Linked DNA regions of Homo sapiens: region 2 is linked to region 1. The links are chromatin loops, found by intact Hi-C in ENCODE. Cell type or tissue: GM12878. All regions are shown on one strand.

Evidence for each region. Peaks named below come from ENCODE experiments on the same cell type or tissue, not always from the same donor. Only the 100,000 strongest peaks of a DNase experiment are listed, where the experiment ranks them.
Region 2: it touches region 1 in a loop (2.9-fold over the local background); 2 of 110 quality-filtered maps call a loop at or near these places.

The regions. Positions count from the first base shown.
Region 1 is chr10:106,791,875-106,799,874 of GRCh38, forward strand. The region is part of intron 3 of SORCS1 (sortilin related VPS10 domain containing receptor 1); the gene reads right to left. Among named protein-coding and RNA genes, the nearest start is that of SORCS1, 370 kb to the right of the region's middle. In GM12878, a CTCF peak has its summit at 3,930 (motif pointing right); a DNase peak (open chromatin) is centred at 3,957.
Region 2 is chr10:106,927,825-106,935,824 of GRCh38, forward strand. All of the region lies in intron 2 of SORCS1 (sortilin related VPS10 domain containing receptor 1), which reads right to left. Among named protein-coding and RNA genes, the nearest start is that of SORCS1, 230 kb to the right of the region's middle. In GM12878, no CTCF peak of the experiment used is centred here; DNase peaks (open chromatin) are centred at 3,049 and 3,767; H3K4me3 peaks cover 668 bases; H3K27ac peaks cover 3,929 bases.

The DNA of each region.
Region 1 (8,000 bases):
ATACCACTTTCATTCCTAATGACAGTGAATTTTTTCATTCCTTTTTCCCTCCCTTTTATCCTTTTGTCATTTATGTTTACTCACTTGAAATCCTCATTTGATACACAGACTGGTCATATTTTTCTCCATTTAAAATTCTGGGTATGTCTCTTTTTCTTATTGATTTGTATACATTGTTATTCTTACTTCATAGTCTGTTTATAAGTCTGCTTATGCACACTTTCTATCTTCATCTACATTTCTGGAAAAAGACAACACAGTAGCATTCTGCACATATTATACACACATAGACATGGGTGATCCCAAGTGCGTATTTCAAGCTCGAAGACAATTAAGAAATTAGAAACTCTAAACTGCATATTTCAGTAATTGCGTTCCCGAAATAAAGGAGCTGTAGAAAAACATTATTTCTCCTTTTTGTACTATGTCATCAATTCCCAGTCAAACCTTTCTGGTTATCCTTTTATAAATTCTAAGATGTTAAAAAATAGCTCATTGCACAAAAAACTCAAATTTGTTAAACTGCTATTTCAAAAGATTTTATACTCACATGACGTTTTTCATTTAAGCATTACACAGCGCTTTACAAATGTTAATTAGGATATTCCAACTGGAAATTGAAACAAACCTCAAGAGAGTGAAATTAGGCATGGAGAGACATAATCATTCCTCCAAGATTATTCCAGAGCATCCTTGGCATTTCCATGGCTCACACCCAAGTACCTGGTTTCCCAGGACTGCATCTTAACCATTAGAGCACATAATAAGCAGGTCTTCGTAAGCACGGGCTTATAGAGTAACTAACCAACATTTTAAAATTTGTCTAAAACATAAGTGAAAATGTGAAATAAATAGAAATTCTCTCTTTGACACACGTTACACTCAATTCATAAGTGATACACTAAATGGAACCTTATGTGCCTTGTCTATAAAATATTTTAATGAATATAATAAATATTCAAAAAAATTAAAATTTTTAGAATCCTTTTTTAGGCCTTTCAAGAACAAATAGAAAAACACGACTTTTGGAAAAACATCACTTTTTTGAGAGGAAAATTTCATTCTTTGTGGGATGAGCAGATGTTCATCATTCAACCATTCATTTCATTTTTTTTAAAATCTAATTTAAGAAGTTTCTGCAACCAAGTGACAGTCCCTGTGCTTAAGACTTGGGATTAAATAATGAAAAAGACACTAAATGCCTTATTACAACAGATAACACCACAAAAATAACAGATCAATGAAACTACCATTGCAGAGCTATTGAAATGTACAAAATTTTACTAGAACACGGAAAAGCACTTTTTTTTCCTATTGCTGGAATAAGAGATGTAACCACAGAATACCTGACACCAAAATTAGTTCTGAAGGAAGTAAAGGTGTTTAACAGAATAAGTAGGAAAGATTCGTGACAGGGGAATCACGTATGCAAAAGCAGAGGAATGCGGGCATGCATTACATGTTTTGGTAATGGCAAGTTCCTCAGTTTGGCTAAAGTTAGGCAAAGCAGTCTACAGCCAAGTTGAAAGAGACTTACTTGCCAGGTAAAGCGATTTTGACTAAAGCAACAGAACCTATTTATTCAGGGGCATACATACAGAATCAAGATTTTTAAGCAGGGGAAGAGAAAGAGTATAGCTCATTCAGAATGATCACTTTGGAGGTAATACAGAGATTGTGTTAAAGACAAGAGAATGGGGGGCAGGAAGTTCAAGCTAAGAGGTTATTACATTGGTTCAGCTAAGAGGAGTGTTTCAGAAACACACAATAACAGCGTTAGGCAAAAGAAAAATACTCTTAAATCCAGGCAGATGACCAGTTAAGCATTACCCAAAATATGTCCACCAGGATTCCAAGCATACTTTATAGCTATTTCCAGCCAAATGTATAAGTACTGGCAATTCTGAAAATACTTTTCCAAAACACACTACTTATAAAGCTACTGCTGAGTCTGACAATCAATCCTCTTTAAGGATCTAACAGGAAGACAGAATAAACAAAACATATGTCTCCCCAATTTAACACTTGCCAACAATGTAAATGAGCACATGTGCCTTTTCAATGTTCAACAAATTCCTGAAGCCACAGAATGTATAACTGCCACAAAGGAAACCATCAGGCTACAAAGAATGATTTCAGTGGCAGACCTTTTTTCTTTGGCAAGTAGCATAGTGAAATGCAAACATTAGAACCCCATAGTCCACAGACTGACTCTGACCAGCACCCGAGTTCTATTTGATGTAGATAATATTGGCCCAAAGAGCACTGTTTAACAGATTTTCCAACAATGTCCAGATGTCCTGGACATTATTCCCATATGGCCATACTCTACAACAACTCTAGAACTGCTATCCCCTATAGAGAGGTCATAAGCTTTCCAGGTTACCACCACCCACATCATCTTTTGTTATCTTGTTAAAACTAAAAGCAGGTCTCTGTTGGCATTTCTTATTGATGTAAGGGGAAAAAAGCATACATTCTTAGCTAAAACAAAGTATTGCATCCTTCTGGCTGTTCAAACAGAACAACAAACAGATTTAGCGGGCAGAGAGCACATTAAACACTGGAAATATTCCTCACTTCCTACAACGTCCTATGCTCACTAGCATTGTTTCCTTTTCTTTTTCTTTTTTTTTTTTTTTTTTTGAGACAGAGTCTCGCACTGTCGCCCAGGCTGGAGTGCAGTGGCACGATCTCGGCTCACTGCAAGCTGTGCCTCCCGGGTTCACGCCATTCTCCTGCCTCAGTCTCCCGAGTAGCTGGAACTACAGGCGCCCGCCACCACGCCCGGCTAATTTTTCGTGTTTTTTAGTAGAGACGGGTTTTCACCGTGTTAGCCAGGATGGTCTCGACCTCCTGACCTCATGATCCGCCCACCTCGGCCTCCCAAAGTGCTGGGATTACAGGCGTGAGCCACCACACCGGGCCCTCATTGTTTCCTTTTCTTAAAATAAAGTTTCTGTATTCATAGACTCCCTAGTCACTCCATTCATCTACAATTACCTGTGTAAGTCAATAGGTATTTGAGTTGAGACTCCTGTAGGAGCTAAGATCATAAACTTAACCAGGGGTCCCCCAATTCTGCTCACTCACACGACCTTAGGAAATCACTTCTTATGTCTGATCCTTTATTTCTATAGCTATGAAATGAGGCTAACAATACACAATTCACAGAGTGGGTGTTCATTATGATTTGATGGAGCTAACACAATGAATGTAGCATTTTCTAAGTGAAATTAAAAGTTCTAACACCATAAGAATTCAATAGTCATGTAAATTTGGGGGATACCAGAATGCAGAAAATAAAACAGGTTCCTTTGGTTTATTAAAGTCTTTGGAAAGTGCATCCTACAGCAAGAAGAGTCGAAGATAATTTGTCAAATGTATTCAAAGATATAATCTAGTTGTTTTTTTTTGTTTGTTTTTTGTTTTTTGCCCAGGAAGCTTCTAGAGAACTAAGGTTCTGAGAAACATACTTTGGGATACTAGTGATTGGTTAGTATCCCTTTTTGGTACATAGTAGATACTTAACAGTTATCAACTCATTCTTAGAACTGGATCTAGAATTTCTGTAAGGTTTAGATCAAATTCAGCTTTTTCAAGTTTATCTGTGAAAACAAGATGCAAAATAATAACAATAGGAACACTGAGGACTAGACCACGTGATGTGGGGTTGCTGGCTAAAAGAGGGGTAAGAAGCTCTGGCTATAATGATCCTTTCTGTTTCGGGAGATGATCAAATCCATAACATTCTGAGCCATTGAAATAATGGGTGTTCGTGTGATCTTTGGTATTTATAGGCATCAAGGTATTTGCTACATATTCTGAAGTTATCCAGTATAATGAAGGAAATTTGCTACAACTCTAGAATTAAGAAAGAGATTGAATGGGAACATTCTGTAAAGGTGGGTCAACCTCTAAGAGACAGCAGGGGGAGGCAGTGTGCCGTGGAATGAGATACGGGGTCCATCTCTGCCACTGTCTAGTTCTAAGACGCTGGGAGAAAACCAACTAACATCTGTGAGCCCAAATTTCATCATGGTCAAATGCTGAGTTAGAAGAGAAAGTTTCTAGTGATCTTCCAGTTCAAACATCATGTGGTTTTTCTGGGGTGAGAGATGCATGCTAGTGAGGTTATGAACAAATCAAATTTTAGTGAATCAAATCTTATATACCTATAAATTGATATTACATTTTCCAAAAATGCCATTTCTCACCATTAATTGATCTTCCTGTGGCACTGGATCTTAGCATTTTAGTCTTAAGTTTTGCCCTTATTTAGCAAAACATACAAGGACTGCCTGCTATTTTTTAAAATGTCTGCACTGCTTCTTTGTGTAAAGTGAAGAATTTCTACATTTACATGTTGACAGTTCAGATTTTCTAAAATCAAGGTAAACCTAGGGTGCCAAGGACACAGCAGACATTAAGTCTGTGCTAAATGGAAGCTTTAAATTATAGAAACTTCAGCATGTTTCTAAATCTAAGATCAGAAATTTTCAAGAAGATGTAGATCTTCTTGACATACAATGTTTCTCACCAGTCCCTTTATCAAATTTGTTTTTTTCCCTGAAGGAAAATTCTTCCACTGCTGCATTATACTCATAAGTCCCATCCCGGCAAGACTCAATTGCCAATGATACTTATAAGATTATATTTACTTCTTTGAGCTAAAATGTAAAGGTCATTTTCTGTATTAAAGCTCAGCCTTTAGGCTAAATATCTTTCTTCTCTTTTCCTGGGAAAGAGTGAGAGAGACAAAGATTGACAGGGACAGGGACAGTTGGGGGTGGGGAGAAAGAGAGCGAGCAGAGTTTGGGAACTAGAAACTTTTACTAATGGATCTGAAATTGGTTCCCTGGATCCTAACCAAATTTAATTTGTCTAATCCATAGTTTAACTAGAGTTTCCACTCAAACCAAAAGTAAATCTTACCTAGAAAATAATGTACCTGGCCGGGCACAGTGGCTCTTGCCTGTAATCCCAGCACTTTGGGAGGCCAAGGCGGATGGATTACGAAGTCAGAAGATTGAGACCATCCTGCCAACATGGTGAAATCCCGTCTCTACTAAAAACACAAAAGTTAGCCGGGCGTGGTGGCGGGTGCCTGTAGTCCTAGCTACTCGGGAGGCTGAGGCAGGAGACTCGCTTGAACCTGGGAGACGGAGGTTGCAGTAAGCCGGGATCACGCCACTGCACTCCAGCATGGGCGACAGAGCAAGACTCAGTCTCAAAAAGATAATAATAATAAAAATAAAAGAATGTACCTTTCTCAGACAGGATAACAACCACTTTTTTACTTATCTTTCATCTTTATTCTAAGAGATTCAGTAAGATTCTTTACTGGGAAAAACACTGTCATTTTGCTCTGGCTCTTTTTATCTGCATCAAAGTGTTTCAAAAACCTCTGAGCATTTTGGAATTCCTAGACAATGGCATTTAACTCAAATATACAATTTTTTTTTTCAAATATATCATTTGCCTAAATTTCTCTAAGACTGAAAAGTAAACTACATGATGTTGTTAACTCTTGGAAATCCTGACCCCAACATCTATACTTAGGTGATTTTCATGAAAACCACACAGATTTTCTTCTAAACTCTGAATACAATCCTTTTCCAATTTAGTCTCTTGCTGAGGAGTTGCTTTTTTTTTTAGCAGTGCCAGAATACATGAAAAACAGAGGGTAGAAACAACCAACCAGGTGCATTCATGAATTTTTAAACCAGGTCTGCTGAAAAACATGCAAAACAAAACCTCTCCAAGCACGCTTGGGGTAAAACATCAATCTGAATATTATTCAGTATCATCTCCATGTCTATACCAGCCCCAGCAGATGGCCAATTTGCTTTTACCACCTTCAGTCCATGCAGCCAGATGCTCCCAGATGATGGCTTTTTCAGACTGCATCTCTGATTGTGCAGTCCAGGTACCCAGGGAGCAGGGCAACCCCAGAGTGGCACACAGATGTAAAAAGTAAAAATAACCACATAATCCTCTAAAATGTTTTTAAAACTAACCGTAGGCAGAGATGGGCTAAGATATAAAGCAATCTGACACAGAAAGTTTACCGGAACTTTCCTTGAAATATGAGGTACCATTTCTTATGGGTACTGATATGGTTTGGCTGTGTCCCCACCCAAATCTCATCTTGAATTCCCATGTACTGTGGGAGGTACCTGGTGGAAGGTAATTGAATCCTGGGGGGCAGATCTTCTCCATGCTGTTCTTGTGATAGCGAATAAGTCTCACGAGATCTGATGGCTTTATAAGGCAGAGTTTCCCTTCATAAGCTCTGTTCTCTTGTCTGCATCCATGGGAGAAATGCCTTTCACCTTCTGCCATGATTGTGAGTCCTCCCCAGCCCCGTGCAACTTTAAGTCCATTAAACCTCTTTCTTTTGTAAATTGCCCAGTCTTGTCTTTTTTTTATACTTTAAGTTCTATGGTACATGTGCACAACGTGCAGGTTTGTTACATATGTATACATGTGTCATGTTGGTGTGCTGCACCTATTAACTTGTCATTTACATTAGGTATACCTCCTAATGCTATCCTTCCTCCCTCCCCCCACCCACGACAGGCCCTGGTGTGTGATGTTCCCCTTCCTGTGTCCAAGTGTTCTCATTGTTCAATTCCCACCTATGAATGAGAACATGCAGTGTTTGGTTTTTTGTCCTTGCGATAGTTTGCTGAGAATGATGGTTTCCAGCTTCACCCATGTCCCTACAAAGGATGTGATCTCACTCTTTTTTGTGGCTGCATAGTATTCCATGGTGTATATGTGCCACATTTTCTTAATCCAGTCTATCATTGTTGGACATTTGGGTTGGTTCCAAGTCTTTGCTATTGTGAATAGTGCCGCAATAAACATACGTATGCATGTGTCTTTACAGCAGCATGATTTATAATGCTTTGGGTATATACCCAGTAATGGGATGGCTGGGTCAAATGCCATCTCCATCAAGCTACCAATGACTTTTTTCACTGAATTGGAAAAAACTACTTTGAAGTTCATATGGAACCATAAAAGAGCCCGCATTGCCAAGACAATCCTAAGCCAAAAGAACAAAGCTGGAGGCATCACACTACCTGACTTCAAACTATACTACAAAGCTACAGTAACCAAAACAGCATGGTACTGGTACCAAAACAGAGATATAGATCAACGGAACAGAACAGAGCCCTCAGAAATAATGCCACACATCCACAACCATCTGATCTTTGACAAACCTGACAAAAACAAGAAATGGGGAAAGGATTTCCTATTTAATAAATGGTGCTGGGAAAACTGGCTAGCCATATGTAGAAAGCTGAAACTGGATCCCTTCCTTACACCTTATACAAAAATTAATTCAAGATGGATTAGAGACTTAAATGTCAGACCTAAAACCATAAAAACCCTAGAAGAAAACCTAGGCAATACCATTCAGGACCTAGGCATGGGCAAGCACTTCATGTCTAAAACACCAAAAGCAATGGCAACAAAAGCCAAAACTGACAAATGGGATCTAATTAAACTAACGAGCTTCTGCACAGCCAAAGAAACTACCATCAGAGTGAACAGGCAACCTACAGAATGGAAGAAAATTTTTGCAATCTACTCATCTGACAGAGGGCTAATATCCAGAATCTACAAAGAACTCAAACAAACTTACAAGAAGAAAACAAACAACCCCATCAAAAAGTGGGCAAAGGATATGAACAGACAATTCTCAAAAAAAGACATTTATGCAGCCAACAGACACATGAAAAAATGCTCATCATCACTGGCCATCAGAGAAACGCAGATCAAAACCACAATGAGTAACCGTCTCACACCAGTTAGAATGGTGATCATTAAAAAGTCAGGAAACAACACGTGCTGGAGAGGAAGTGGAGAAATAGGAACACTTTTCCACTGTTGGTGGGACTGTAAACTAGTTCAACCATTGTGGAAGACAGTGTGGCGATTCCTCAAGGATCTAGAACTAGAAATACCATTTGAGTATGTCTTTATCA
Region 2 (8,000 bases), 140 kb after region 1:
CTTGAGCTAGACACAGAGTGCCGATTGGTGTCTCAATCCCTGAGCTAGACATAAAGGTTCTCCAAGGCCCCACCAGAGTAGCTGGATGCAAAGTGTCCATTGGTGCATTCACAAACCCTGAGCTAGACACAGAGTGCCAATTGGTGTATTTACAATCCCTTAGCTAGACATAAAGGTTCTGCAAGTCCTCACCAGACTCAGGAGCCCAGCTGGCTTCACCCAGTGGATCCCGCACCGGCGCTGCATGTGGAGCTGCCTGCCAGTCCCGCGCCGTGCACCCGCACTCCTCAGCCCTTGGGTGGTCGATGGGACTGGGCGCCGTGGAGCAGGCGGCGGCGCTCGTTGGGGAGGCTCGGGCCGCACAGGAGCCCACGAAGGCGGGGAGGCTCAGGCATGGTGGGCTGCAGGTCCCCAGCCCTGCCCCGCGAGGAGGCAGCTAAGGCCAGGCGAGAAATCGAGCGCAGCGCCGGTGGGCCGGCACTGCCGAGGGACCCAGTACACCCTCCGCAGCCGCTGGCCCGGGTGCTAAGCCCCTCATTGCCAGGGGCCGGCAGGCTGCTCCGAGTGCGGGGCCGCCAAGCCCGCGCCCACCCGGAACTCCAGCTGGCCCGCAAGCGCCGAGCACAGCCCCGGTTTCCGCTCACGCCTCTCCCTCCACACCTCCCTGCAAGCTGAGGGAGCCAGCTCTGGCCTTGGCCAGCCCAGAAAGGGGCTCCCACAGTGCAGCGGTGGGCTGAAGGGCTCCTTAAGTGCCGCCAAAGTGGGAGCCCAGGCAGAGGCAGCGCTGAGAGCGAGCGAGGGCTGTGAAGACTGCCAGCACACTGTCACCTCTCAATACCCCACAGAAGCAAAGCCACATGTGAGCATGCAACCTCACATCTCACATAGACTATTAGCAGAGGTGTCCTATTCTCCCGGGAAGGGAGAAAGAGGAGTAGGAAAAAGAAAGGCTAAAAGGTGTCTCAAAAGGGGAAAAGGAATTAACAGCTTCTGACCACCTACCCCCAATACCTATTTTTTATCTATTTTTTGCCTTTTAGCAAATAAACTTTCTGTATTTTTCCATTTTTTAGTGAAAATATATATACCTATATATATATATTCACTGAATTATAAAATTAAAATTATATATATAATTTTATAGGAAAAATAGAACAAATCTTTTTAAAATTGCAGTTACATGCAATTAAAGCATGCTGATGATGAGACATATTAAATCATCCATAAGAAATGCACAGGCTCTCATAGGTATGAAAGCAATGGCTCCTTCTGTGTCACTTTATCTCCATGAATATGCTTCAGTAGTTAAGAACTGCTTCATGTTCAAGGGTGGCTTAGCCTTAGAGGAGAGACTTAGAAGGGGATTATACTTTTAGATCAGAAGAGAATGAATTTTTCCCCAGAACAAATGATTTCTAAAACCCTTAGAAATTGTGCATTACTCATCCTTTTTCTATCTTCTTTCCACTATACATTTTATGTGGGATCCCTGTGGCAGTTAATAGAAAAATTCAAGTCACAAAAGGAAAGAAAGAAAGAAGGGAAAAGACCTGGGGTATCAGAATTAAAAAGAGATGTGAATTGGCCCATTAGGGAAAACTGAGATCTACAGAGATGTGGCTTATGTTTACTTTCCCTCCCTACTAACATGGCCTTTTATAAAAAGAAAAGCCCTGTCTCTTTTCTTTTTCCGTCTCTAACAATGAAACCACACTGAGAGAGATTAGAGTGCTAATCAGCTTCTGGAAAAGCAGATCAACCAAAAAACGCCTACATTGCAGGCTTTCTGGTTCATTTTCCCTCCATTGTTTTAGTAGCCTGAGTTTATGGGAAATCAAACTTCGTCAACTTAAGCTGCTGTTCCTGGCTGAATTTTGGAGTAGTCAGCAAGGTTCCTATAACAAACAAATGACCACACACAATTGTGAGGGCACAGGCATGTGCACGTGCACACACACACACACACACACACACGTATTAATCAGAGCACTTGGTTGCTGAGATCCCAGCAAGAAAGATGAAAATAAATGGAGTATGGTCATTAAAAATCCTAAACTAATATTTCGAATATGGCATAAAATGAATGCTTGCTAACAGAGAATGGATGGGAGGACCTCTTTTGCTTAAGAAAATTAATGATGGCCGGGCGCAGTGGCGCATGCCTGTAATCCCAGCAGTTTGGGAGGCCGAGGAGGGTGGATCACAAGGTCAGGAGATTGAGACCATCCTGGCTAACACGGTGATGAGACATATTAAATCATCCCTACTAAAAAAATACCAACCGTCTCTACTAAAAAAAGTACAAAAATTAGCCGGGTGTGGTGCTGAGCGCCTGCAGTCCCAGCTACTTGGGAGGCTGAGGCAGAAGAATGGCGTGAACCCGGGAAGCGGAGCTTGCAGTGAGCCGAGATCGTGCCACTGCACCCCAGCCTGGGCGACAGAGCGAGACTCTGTCTCTAAAAAAAAAAAACAAAAAAACAAAAATGAATTAAAAGGTTAAGACAGATTGGTTACAAAATCACCAGGAAAGGTCACTCCTAACAGACTCATTATGCTTATGCTTAGGGTAAACAGTCATCAGCTACCCTGCAAAATAAGTGGCAGGGCTGCTGTATATTGAATACAAATTATTTGCAGAACCCTCAGCTCTCCTTGCTTCATTTTGCTACTGGGATACACGGAAGCTGGCATTGTATGTTCATGTGTGTATTTATGTATCTGAGCATCTCATTATAAATTATTATCTTCACATTCAAGAAAATAGCCAGCTCACAGGCACAACACCAACACAGGAGGGCTTTATAACATCGCATGCTTGAATCAGGTGCATTCTGTTTCATCTTGCTTTGTTTTGGTTTTTTTCTTCAGAATTTGGAAAGATATGATGGTTCTTAGGAGTCAGAACTTTTTCTTTTTTTAATAATATGGTTAGTCAGATAAGGCTTCTAGGTGAAACTTCTTCAAAAGTCCAGGGAACCTAGTGTTCTAATGCTTCCCCACTAACTCCTTCTGAAACCACATCTGCTCAAAGCCTTCTCAATCAAGACATGGGGAATCTGCCCTTCAAAGAAAAGGTAATTTCAGCAGATCTCAGGGGAGTTTTGCAATCAGAATTTCCTAAGATACAACTGTGGTGGAACTGGCTATGAAATGTATTAATGCTGATAACTGTGGTTTTATAATCCCCACCAATTACCACAAATTATAGCCGTGTGATTCTGGAAAAACCACATGCTGTGGAGTTGAATCCTGGAAAAATATACACTGGTTGTCTAATTTCCTTCCTAATTTTAAGAAGACTCATAAAAATCCTTGCCCTACCCTTCTTCTCCTAGAAGACTCTCAGGGACCAAAAATACTTGAGAGGCATTTGTACTTAAATCCTATGTAGCGAGCTCCAGAAATACTTTTTTGGCTGTTAATTAACTAATTCAATGTTGATAAGCCTACTTAATGTACACTCCAGTAAACCAGTACATACAAAGAAACGTGGTCCTACCATCAAGGGGTTTACAGTAGCAGTAGGACAGAAAAGTGATGAAATAAAGTCAACACAATGGAGCTACAAAAACAACTGCAAGAGCAGAATCTCAGAAGTCAGAACTCACTGAGAAGAGCATGGAAGCGGGTGGGGAAAATACTTGGTAATAAGGACAGGAAACTGTTTCACCATGCTGGCCTTCAGTGTAAAGTCCTCTGAAAGCTGGCAATCTCCCCAAGTGCACAAATACAGATGTTTGCTCGTTTGTAACTCCTGAACCAGAGAGCCACTAGCTCAGAGGCATCATCGTGGGAAAGCCCCCTGCAGTTTTCAGAGATGTTGCCTTATGAATAATGGAAACTTTCAAGAATGATTTTGGTTTAAGAACAGGGATAAGTCCTTTTTTTAGGGTTGTGTATGTCAGCACTCTGCCCTGGTAAATTATCTGCAGACAGCATAGTCTATCAAAATGAACTCACTGCTGTTCATTTTTCCTGCCTGCCATGCTGTGTATTAACTATCATCCATTATTTTAAAAACATTTCTGGAATCAAAGGTAAGAGCAAAAAGAAAAACAAAAGGGTAATAGGAGATAAATGCACTGCAAATGCTGGTCATACATGCTAGTAAGACAGGAAAAATATCTCATGGGGAAAAACAAAAGCCAATTTTTCCATAACAGCAGTAATATTCACAGACTTGAATGCTTCCAGGAAGCTTAGGAAAGCACAGGGTTTGGGGACGTTGACAGTTATACCCTGGGGATGTTCTCATGGGGAAAGGTGTCAAGCAGATCATTAGTCAATTTGATCCCCCATTTACAAAGCACTGATGTTATGTGAATTTTTATCCCCTTCCATACACACTGGTAGAAGCATACTATAGTATTAATATAGTCTACAAATATATTATTATTTTTGAGAATTACATGATTTTTTTGATATATTTGAGTATATCCTGAAATTTTTAAAAAAACAAAGTAGAAAGCATTGTCTTGAGTAAAAATAACTTCACATTTGGCTGCTGATTGCTCCCCTGATACCATGCATTTGGCATCAAATCCCCCTTTCCTGAAGCAACTCACAGCACTACTGTCACCTGTGTTATTACTGGAATCTTAAGTTGTTATTTAACTTTGTCACTGGTGACAAAGAAAAGGTATACCTTGCTGCCTTAGAGTGATAGTGATCTTTCTCCCCAGTTCCCACCACATGTGTGTATGCCTGTCTCCAGCTCAACTTATGCTTGCTTCTTGGACAAAATGACACCTTAGCAAGACTCAGGAAAATGAAAATGTTAACTATCCAAGAGAAACAAAGCACCATAATTCCAAGAAATCCAGACCAAGTTTTGCTCTAAGGACACCCTTGACAAACATGCAAAATGAGCTTGTCTGCTCTGCCTTCTGTAGAATCAGAAGCACCTTCAAGGTGAGCACTCCCCTCGCAGCAATGGTAAATTTTAGCTGGTTTGTGCCAACACAGTTGCAAGCTAAATGCTTAACTGGGGATTAGACTCCAATTCAAACCACTTTCCAGGCACTGCCTCCTCACTTTATAATGTTATAGAATGATTATCAATAGCTGTGATTCTGAAACCAATCTGAGACCCGGGCCTCTGCAATTTAAAGCATATCAGTGATCTCTGTCAACATTAATTTTCCCCATCCTAATTTGTATTTCTTTCACACCACAAAGGGATCTAAGTTTATGATTTACCTGGACAGCACGATCGTGTTCAGGTCTAAATGCAAAAGAGATTACATGTAGATGATGAATTTGCATCCTTGTAAATGCAGAATATTTTAGCCATGACAAATGGCAAGATGGGAGAACATGTTCACTGAAACTAGGAAGCCCAGAAATAAGGTATCAGCAACACTAATGAGCAGCTCAGTCAAGCAAACCCCAGAAAAATAATGGGCCAAAGTTCATCGATTCTCTGTATTTTCCAGATTAAAATCACCTGGGTAGCTTTTACACTACCTGTGTCCTGGGCTCAGTCCTAGAGATTCTGATTCAATTGGTCTTGGGTGGGGCCACACATATACTATTTTAAAATGTCCCCCAGAAGATGTTAATGTTCGCAGGATTGACAGCCACTGAGTATAAAATGTATTTAGCATATTTCCAGGCTTAGGATCAATAGAATGGTAGCTAAAATATAATCAATGATTTATTAATTCATTGATTTATTAAACAACTAGTTAATGAGTACCACTATGTGGTAACTCTGGTGCTACAAGGCCAAGAAGTTGCAAACTAAACACTTACTCTCAAGGAGTCCAATAGTGAAACACAATGATATCTGAACAGACAGTTGTATCCAGGATGCCCCCCCACCCCCAGCTATGGCAGAGGAAAGCACAAAGGTCAAGTTTTACCTGCTCCAACTCCCAAGTAAGGATAGCTAACACCCACAGAGGACTCTACAACTTGTAGAGCACACGGAGCATCATTAACTTTACCAGATATCAATAGCAACTTCAACTATGAAAAACATTTTTGGCTGGGCGCAGTGGCTCATACTTGTAATCCTAGTACTTTGGGAGGCCAAGGCAGATGGATCACCTGAGGTCAGGAGTTCAAGACCAGCCTGGCCAACATGGCGAAACCCCATCTCTACTAAAAATACAAAAATTAGCTGAGCATGGTGATGCATGCCTGTAATCCCAGCTACTTGGGAGGATGAGGCAGAAGAATCACTTGAACCCAGGAGGCGGAGGTTGCAGTGAGTCGAGATCACACCACTGCACTCCAGCCTGGGCAACAGAGTGAGACTCCATCTCAAAAAACAAAAAAAAAAAAAAAAAAGAAAGAAAATTTCAAAAGTGAAAATATAATAGACATTGGCGTGGATGTGGTGAAAAGGAAACGTTTATACACTGCTTATGGGAATGTAAATTAGTACAGCCTCTTGGGAAAACAGTATGGAGATTTTTTATTTTTTATTTTATTTATTTCTTTTTTTTAGATGGAGTCGCGCACTGTCACCCAGGCTGGAGTGCAGTGGTGCGATCTCAGATCACTGCGAGCTCGGTCTCCGGGGTTCACGTCATTCTCCTGCCTCAGCCTCCTGTGTAGTTGGGACTACAGGCGCCACCACCACACCCGGCTAATTTTTTTTTGTATTTTTAGTGGAGATGGGATTTCACCGTGTTAGCCAGGACAGTCTGGATCTCCTGCCCTCGTGATCCACCCGCCTTGGCCTCCCAAAGTGCTGGGATTACAGGCATGAGCCACTGCACCCGGCCAGTATGGAGATTTTTTAAAGAACTAAAAGTAGATCTACCATTCAATCCAGGAACCCACTACTAGGTATCACAATTCACAATTGCAAAGATATGAAACCAACCTACATGCCCATCAACGATTGAGTGTATAAAGAAAATGTGGTATATGTACATCATAGAATACTACTCAGCCATAAAAAAGAACAAAATAATGTCCTTTGCAGCAACTTGGATGTTGCTGGAAGCCATTATTTTCAGTGAAGTAACTCGGGAATGGAAAACCAATTACCATATGTTCTCATTTAATAAGCAGGAGCTAAGCTATGGGTACATAAAGGCATACAGAGTGACATAATGGACACTGGAAACTCAGAAAAGGGAGGGCGGAAGGGGAAGTGAGGAATAAAAAATGACATATTGGGCACAATATACACTACTCAGGTGATGGGTACACTAAAATCTCAGACTTCATCACTATACAATTCATCCATGTAATCAAAAACCACGAGTACCCCAAAAACTACTGAAATTAAAAAAATACTTACAAATAAAAAAAAGAAAAGAAAATAATTTTTGGAATACCCACTTACAAATGAGGAAACTGAGACTCAGAAGCATTTAGGTATTTTATAGTTAGCTCTTTTCCCAGTTAGCTTTTACAATCAGAAGAGCTGAGTTTCAGTTATGTTTCTACCTCTTAGAATGTGCCTAGAGGGTCCTTAAAATATTTACTCTTCACTGTAACCTAATTGATCAAATTATTATTATCCCTAATATAGAATATAGAAATAAATGTCCAAAGAGATATGGAAACTTGGTGGAGATAATATTCTAATATTTACCATTTTAAGTCCTCTAATTTAGTAGTCACAAAATACCTGGCTTCCTACCTGCAAAATGATAGTGGGTTGACCTGTCTGGGTCTACCTGCAGTCAACCAATAATGAGTTATAATGGATACATTTTTTAAAAAAAATTCCTAGAAGAAATAGGAACAGCAATGTTTTATCATTAGCATTCCAAAATATGCAAGGATACCTGCTGTAAACAAGGCAAATATTTGGGGCAGCAATTATTAGAAATGTAGAATGTTAGAGCTAGGTTGAAAATCAGTCTGTCTAGTACAAATTCTTTTTCTTAAAAATGAGAAGACCAAGATTCTATGAAATAAAACAATTTGCCCAAGATCACACAATTAGTGGCAGTGCTAAGTTTAGAACACAGGACATGCTCACACCTACTCTCAATATGCACAGAACATACTATTTACTTCTCACAGGATTCATC